2 separate regions of the Homo sapiens genome follow, and region 1 is linked to region 2. A link is a contact called in ENCODE Hi-C or POLR2A ChIA-PET data. All regions are on one chromosome and are shown on one strand. Each heading gives the region's core, a stretch centred on a gene start or an enhancer-like site at or near the end of the contact. The rest is flanking DNA. Distances are from core to core; before and after follow the strand shown.

Region 1 (3,713 bases), core at 791-3,290, 480 kb after region 2:
CTCTGAGGGAAAAAAACCCTCGGGATATAGAAATTCCAGGCCCTTGGAGACGCCCAGGGTCACAGGCTGTGAGTTAAATAAAAAACCCACCAAACTGATGAACTACCCATTTTTAAGGTTTTGGAGAGGGAAAATTAAAAGACTAAGGAGCAATTGTTTTAAACTTTATACCAGGTGTATTGATGGCTTCTAGGCTGGGGCCTTCCAGGAAGTCATTCATCAATTTCATTGTCTATTTATTCACCCCCTGGACTCCTGTTTTGGTGAATGTTCCTGAGTCCAAGATGCTAATCCAATAGGTGGCCAGTAGTGACTGAAGGACATTTAATCCCCACATTTTGTGCTATCTCTGTGGACCTGCTCTGGGGATGTTGGTGGACTGCTGGCTTGGAAAGGTTCTGCTTCAGCCGTAAGGAGAGATAAAGCCAGAGAGGTGGGACTGAGCAACCCGCTGTTTGGTGAATAAATTGCCACTGAAACTCGGGGGCCATTCCCTGAAGTGAATCACATGCAGCCATTGAAGTCTAAGTGATAAGGCAGCCAACAATTTAAAGGAAAATGCTCCAGCCCAAGCCAGGGGGACTGTCCCAAACTCCGGATGAATTCCAGCTGCCCTGCAGAGCAGGGTTTACAGGCATGGGGATCACTAGTGGCTTCAGAGATGCCCCTTTGCCACTTCTCCGGGACTTCTTGACTGTGTCCTATTCTTAAAACCCAGGACCTGCACCACTCAGCCAGGCTCCACCAGCGTGGAGGCCTTGGCAGGCTGAGGCCCAAAGGCTGCCTTTGTGGGGGATTTAAACGGCCAAGAGAGTCTTGCTGAGCCCTGGCCCCTTGACGTCTGGAGTGGCAGGCCAAGCACTCAGTGCAGCAGGAAGATCTGGGTGCCACTAAGGCCCCTAACAGGTGTAGTAAATATCTGTTAAATGAACGAATACATGTTTTGATGAAAGAAGCCCACAGTGCAGTGTGAGCCCAAAGGGGTCTTACTGAAGGCTTCCTGGAGGAAGTGGCAGCTAAACTGAGACATGGAAAACACGGAAGAGTAGCCAGGCCAAGCTGGGGTTTAACTGTCCCTAAAAGAAAGAAACGACCATAGCAGGGGTTTAACCAGAGGTGGCCGAAGGCCTTTCCAGGTGCCCATTTCTCCCGTATAGCTTTGGAGTCAGACGATCCTCGGTTGGAATTCCCAGTTCAGTCCTTACAGTCTGACGTCCCGCACAACCCGACGCCGGCAACTGTCTCCAAACACCCGAGAGCCAGGGCGGGAGCATGAGCGCCTACGGTGTTCCTTGGGGTGGAGCCCTCGCAGTGTCCAGAGGATTTGGGGGCTCCTGCGCCCCCATTTCTCCCATTTCCTGGACTATCCAGGGCAAGCCCCTCACCTCCCTGAGCCTCGGTGTCTTCTGAGAAAAGAAGTCGACCCCAGTGCCTACCTCATAGGATTACGTGAGACAACCGATGTCAAGCAGTGTTGCTTTGCTGCCTGAGAACCCCTGCCTGTCCCTTTCTCTCTGATGCCCTTCGGGGCAGAGATCCAGAGATCCTGCCTGAGTCACTTTGGCGGGTTTAATGCCCAGCCGCGCCAGGCACACAGTAGGTGCTCAGTAAGTGAAACAGTGCCGGGAAGAATTCGGGCCGGGGATGTGGAACTGTGTGTGGCTCTGCGGGCTCAGAGGCCCTCCCCGCGCCCCGCCACCGTGTGCGTTCCGGGGCGGGGCGGGGCGGGGGCGGGGGCGGGGGCGGGGGCGGGACCGGGCGCTCGGGCTCCGCCCCCGGTACCTCTGTAGGCGATCCTGCTCTCGCCGTGGCTTTCGGGTGCTAGGAGACAGTTGCCGGCGTTGGGTTGTGCGAGACGCTAACTGTACCCTCCGGGTTTAACGCTGTGAGGCAGCGCGCGGAGGAACTGGGGATAAGCGCCCCGGAGCCCCCAAACAGAGCGCGGCCGCTGGGGGACAGCGCGCGGCGCCGGGTCGGGGCGGGGCGGCTTTTCTGTCGGAGGACGCGAACCGGCACGCTGCGCCTTTAAGGAGTCCAGCTGGGCTGGGCGCCGGAGCTGGGAGCGGCGCGGGTAGGAGCCCGGCGGCAGGTCCCAGCCCGGGGCTAGAGACCGAGGGCCGGGGTCCGGGCCCGGCGGCGGGACCCAGGCGGTTGAGGCTGGTCAGGTGAGCGGAGGCGGGCGGGCGGGCGGTGGTGCGCTCCTAGGGGGATGGGGCGCCCTGATGGCCCCGTGACCTCTCCCCCAGTGTCTCCCTGCAGCGGCGCATCGAGTGGAAAGAGTCGGCGATCTGCACTTGCCTTTCCACTCCGCTCCCCGCGCGGGCGCTGCCCCCACCTCCCGCTGCCTGGATAGGTTTGAGATGCCCGAAACCCGGCGCCCCATTTCCTGGGTCCAGCCAGCCTCTTGAAGCCGGGGGACAGAGTGAGGACGGGTCGGGACCTGCACCCTCTTTCTACTTCGCCTCCCCACCCCCTGCGCCCGCAGCAGCCCTTAGGCGCCCCTCGCAGTGCCGAGAGGATTTTGGGGTCCTGCAGCCCTGTTTCCCCCATTTCCTGGAGAAGGACTGCAGCTCGCCCACCCAGATAGCATCTTGCTCCGTGTCACGCGCCGCCTCCGCGCCGTCCCCAAGATCTCGCTCCGCTACTCCCCTCCCCCAGCAGCCTTTCAGCTTCCCTTTCCCCAGCCTGCCCCGGCTCCCGTGCCCTTGCGCCCCTTCCGTGTCGAAACACTTGAATCAGGATGCTGTCCAGCCAGGTACCCGCCGGCAACTTGCGGTCCCCCGCCTACAGCGACACAGGTTTCACGGCTGCCTTAGAAATGCGGATTGTGTAACGCCGGCTGCAGGGCAGTGCACGTGCAGGGTTTGCGCCCCTGAGCCCACAGCGAGGCCAGGTGACAGAGTGAGGCATGGGGGAGTGGGGGAAGAGGAGGATGCCAGAGGGTCTAGATACTGTGCATGCAGAGAATATGTATTTTGAGCCCTTTGTATGCCCCAGGAGCTGGGTGGTTAGGAAGAGGAAATAAAGTGGGGGTCTTACTCCAGCTGGGACCTGGAGGCCCTCATTTATCTCGCCGCCCCCCTCCCCGCTGCTCCCGCCTGCTCAGAAATCCCTAGTGGCTCCACCTGGCTAAGAGTTTAAAGTAGTTTATAATGAATAATAGCTGACATAGAATAAGCAAATCTTGTGTGCCAGGCCCTGTCCTAAGCCCCTTAAAAGAATTACCTGCCATACTTTCCCCAACAGCCCCTTGAGGTAGGTACCACCGCTGTGCCCATTCCTGAGAGCAGGAATATGAGGCTTCCAGAGGTGGTACCTTCCCAAGACACGAAGTGAGTCTGGCCTCAGAACCACCCCCTTCCCCCAACCGCCCCCCCAACCCGACCTCGAACCACTAGACTTTTTACCCAATTTCAACAAATTCTTATCAAGAACATTGTTATAATATAGGAAATTAGAAATAACAGAAATTAATCACCTGTGTTTCTAGCACTAATTTGTTTTTCTCAGACCAGCAAGGGCCTCTCAGCTTCTGGTAATAGTACCCACTTTAAAGGGTAGTGGCAATATTTAGATAAAATAATGCACAGGGCCCAGCATGTTTTAAGCACTCAGAAAGCAGCAGCTGTTATTATGAAGAGTGGTAGTTGACCACTACCTTGAATTACTGGAAAAAAATAATTAATAAATGGCTCACACTGACTCTACAGAAA
Region 2 (3,782 bases), core at 336-2,835:
TTCAGTTCAGTTACTTCTCCCAGACCATCCCTGACCCCTTGGGCAGCTAGTGCCTGCCTCTATCTTAGCCCTGATTACATCAATTTCATGTTTGTCACTCCCTACCCTCATTTCTAACCCACAATACCGTTATGATCTCAGAAGGCAGGAATTGAAGTTTGGTTCAGTTATGTGTCCCCAGGGCCCAGCAAAAACCTAGGACACGGCCAAACTGTCTATATAAGTATTGAGATGAATAACTGCTACTTTTTCTTTCTTTCTTTCTTTTTTTTTTTTTTTTTGGAGAGACAGTTTCACTCTTGTTGCCCAGGCTGGACTGCAATGGCGCGATCTTGGCTCACCGCAACCTCCGCCTCCCGGGTTCAAGTGATTCTCCTGCCTCAGCCTCCCAAGTAGCTGGGATTACAGGCATGCGCCACCACGCCCGGCTAATTATGTATTTTTAGTAGAGACGGGGTTTCTCCATGTTGGTCAGGCTGGTCTCAAACTCCCGACCTCAGGTGATCCGCCTGCCTCGGCCCCCCCAAAGTGCTGGGATTACAGGCGTGAGCCACCGCGCCCGGCCTAATTGCTACTCTTTATTGAACAACATGGATTAACATTTTGAAGTCTCACCACATCAAGTGAATTAACTATTATTAACATGTCATCCATGAGAAAAAAGAGGCTTGAAAAAGTTTAGAAACTTGCTTAAGGTCACACAGTGGTGGAGCCTGTTATTGCAGGAATCTGAAGAATGAAGTCACCTTTGATTCTAAATGAGTAAGTCTCCTTCTCACTATTTTTTCTTAAAGTTTTCATTTAGCCCTTGCAAAGTCTTCCTTCTTTAGACCAATGACTCCTCATCTTGATATTGTAAGTGGGGGAAATACCCTCTTTTTTCACTTTGGAAATTATTCAATCTCTCTTTGGAAGAAACATGATTTTAAACTTTCTGGACGCTCCTTCTGTGGAAGAATCCGCGCAGGAGCCCTGGGGGCACATAATAGGTTCAGTGAGAAAGACTGTCATTCGAAATGGAATGCGGGAACTAAGATTTTTTTTTTCCGGGAAGAAAACATAACGAATTTAGCAGAGGGGAGAATGGTCCTTCTGTTAGGTGCACAAATCCTAAGACTTCAGGGAGTTTGGCGGCTCACACTTAAGGTAGCTGCGGGTGACTGTGTTGCCCACAGCTAAGATGGCTGCTAATGACCATCTCCTTTGGCTGGGTCTGTTCTTTTGCTCGCTAGTATTTTCATCGAGAATTAAACAGAATAAAATTTAGTAAAAGTTGGCACCCCCTTGCTAAGTAGATAAAATAAGAAGGTGGCACTGTTTGTTTGAAAAACCTTCTACGGCGCAAATTGTTCTTGCCCTTAACCAAAATGGTCGTTAAGGTTGTCCCGAGGTTTGAAGCTTCCAGCCCTTAACTAAGATGGCGCCTGGAGGCCCGTTAAAAATTACCTTGCCCTTTTTTCTGCCCTCTACCAACACGGCTTCCGTGGCGTCGTTCACGTGACATTCCTGGACTACGGCGCGGGAGAGGGGGTAGGAGGGCCCTTGAAGGGTGCGCGTTCCCGTGGCGGTGCACCGGGTAGGTTTCAGTCAGAGTCACTATGGCGGCCGGCGCTGGCAAGGTAAGCTGAGGCGGTGGTGGCGGCTAGGGAGGTAGGACCCGTCGTGGCGTCCTGGCTCCAAATCCTCGTAGCCTGCTTGCGGAGAGGTCGGCGGAGGTCGTGCCTAGCGGTGTGGGCTGGCGGGGGTCTGGCTGGAGGGGGCGACGGCTGAGGCGGGCGGGCTGAGGCGCCTGACGGCCGTTTGTTTTGATGTTTTCCCCACCAGGTCGGAAAGTTTCCTGCCTCGTCGGGCGCAGCTTGAGCTTGCCCCATCGGCCGCGATCGGTGGAGGCTGCGGCGGATCCAGCCCGGGGCCTCAAGGCCTCTCCCCAACCTCCGGGCCAGTCTCCCTCCCCCACCTTCTCGTCCGCCGGGAGCTGCGGCTGCCGTCCCTGAGATGCGACCCTCGCGGGGGCGACCCTGAGGGGAGGCGGCCCATGTGCTGAGCGGCGGCCCAGAAGCCTAGGCGTCCGGGGACCAACTTCCTGCCGCCTGGGAACTCGAGCCTCCCGGTGTCGCGCCTCGCTCGGTCCGCACCGGCCTGCGGAGCCGGGTCCCCGCCCTGGTCGCGGGGACGCTCGCCAGGTGCCCAGGAGTCCCGACTTGGCCACTGCCCGCGCCCCGCCGGCCTCCACGCCTCGCGCGGAGAACCTCAGCCACCGCCGTCTCGGATCGTGCCAGGCCGGGGACCGCGTCCCCCTTCCCGGGGCGGCCTCCGCTCAGCAGGGGCGATGCAGACTGTCCCGCCGGCCGTCTAGAGCCCCTCCGTCTCCGTCACCTCTCGCCCCTTCACTCCGGGCGAGGACTGGCGGTGGCTGCCCAGAGGTGCCCAGCCACACCTTCCTTCGGCCCAAAAGGACTTTCCTGGCCGCGCCGAACCGACCCTTCATTCATGCTGCAGTGCTGCAACGTTTCCGCCACCAAGGGGGAAAAGCGGCCGCGATCTCAAACCAAACACAAGAATTGGCGTGTGACTCATCTGCTTGGATACCTCCAGTCCCCAAACTGTGTTCCAGGAGTTTTCTTGGCCGAAGCTGCCCGATGTTTGAGCCTTTTCTTCCCAGAGAAGAAGATGGACTGAAAGCTGCCAGTTGGGGACTTTTTGTGATCACGGCGTTGCAGCGTTTTAAAGGAGGTGATGGGGCTTGCGCTGGCTTGTCTTCCCACCCAAGTGAAGAGTTGATGTTCACTGGTTATGCTTAGACAATGTGCAGTTTGTGTTAATTTAAAATTTTGGGTGGGATAGGGGCATAGGCTTGTGAAGGGCAGTCCGGATCCGGAGGAACTCCTCTTTGTCCCTGGTAGGAGAGACACCCCCAGTCTATCCTCGATGCCGTCAGCCTTGGCCATCTTCACTTGCCGCCCGAACTCGCACCCGTTTCAGGAGCGTCATGTCTACCTGGACGAGCCCATCAAAATCGGCCGCTCAGTGGCCCGCTGTCGACCAGCGCAGAATAATGCCACTTTTGATTGCAAAGTGCTATCAAGGAACCACGCTCTCGTCTGGTTTGATCACAAGACGGGCAAGGTAATGTCACCACATTGTCCAGCGGCATTGTTTAACAAACTTTTTTTCCCCTTTTGCCCTCCCTGAGAGGACTAATGTATGCAGGATCCCAGGGTTTGCATCCAGAGGAGGCTTTGCGCAAAGCCACGAATCAACTGTTTGTGTGCCTGGTTCTAGTGGAAATTTGATTGAGGTGGTTGAATGGAAAACAGAGAAGGTATTGTAATTAAAAGCCTCAGGAGGGCTATGGCATCTTGATAACGTGGTCATTCCCAGTGAAATCCCAAACTAGATAGTGAAACTTGGCGTCTTGCTTTTAGTCTGTTTAGAAAGGTGAATTCACAGTTCAGCGCTTTATTAAGCAAGCAGCAGTTCTCGAAGCAATTCGGGGAATCCGTGGCCATTATTATCCCGGGGCTCAAGTGTCTTAGTGGTGAAATGTAGTTAACACATAGCTTTAGGTGAGTTCAGATCAGGACCTTTCTAGTAAGGATAATTGCTGATATAAACCTAAGATTTTTGAAAGGTTTGATACATACTTGCCCTTGGAGGAGTAATTTGCAATAATCAAAGCTAATTTAATTAAGCATGAACAACTGTAACTTTATATATTTTCAGAGTTTTTTTTACAAGTTGGAGAACATACACATATTGCGTTTGAAAATCACTTTTTGATG

Evidence for each region. Hi-C counts contacts between places; a loop is a spot of excess contacts on that map. ChIA-PET counts read pairs that join two places held with the same protein, here RNA polymerase II (POLR2A). Pooled maps may share reads with other maps.
Region 1: a map of CD8-positive, alpha-beta T cell shows a loop between it and region 2 (4-fold over the local background). The contact joins the promoter of ABHD6 here to the promoter of SLMAP in region 2. A Hi-C loop is called at or near these places in 3 of 168 maps with a recorded cell type or tissue (CD4-positive, alpha-beta T cell, CD8-positive, alpha-beta T cell and naive thymus-derived CD4-positive, alpha-beta T cell) and 7 of 50 pooled maps. POLR2A ChIA-PET finds 5 or more read pairs at or near these places in 1 of 52 experiments (activated T-cell).

Annotation. Positions count from the first base shown.
Region 1 is chr3:58,235,752-58,239,464 of GRCh38, forward strand. It overlaps ABHD6 (abhydrolase domain containing 6, acylglycerol lipase), which reads left to right and starts at 2,041. Exons shown (of 10, transcript NM_001320126.2): 1 at 2,041-2,165. RefSeq lists an enhancer at 1,452-2,391 and silencers at 1,613-1,782, 1,793-2,282.
Region 2 is chr3:57,754,724-57,758,505 of GRCh38, forward strand. SLMAP (sarcolemma associated protein) reads left to right here and starts at 1,586. Exons shown (of 25, transcript NM_001377540.1): 1 at 1,586-1,619; 2 at 1,825-3,126. The coding sequence starts at 2,929. RefSeq lists enhancers at 692-1,594, 1,184-1,463, 1,494-1,673, 1,595-2,496 and a silencer at 2,044-2,323.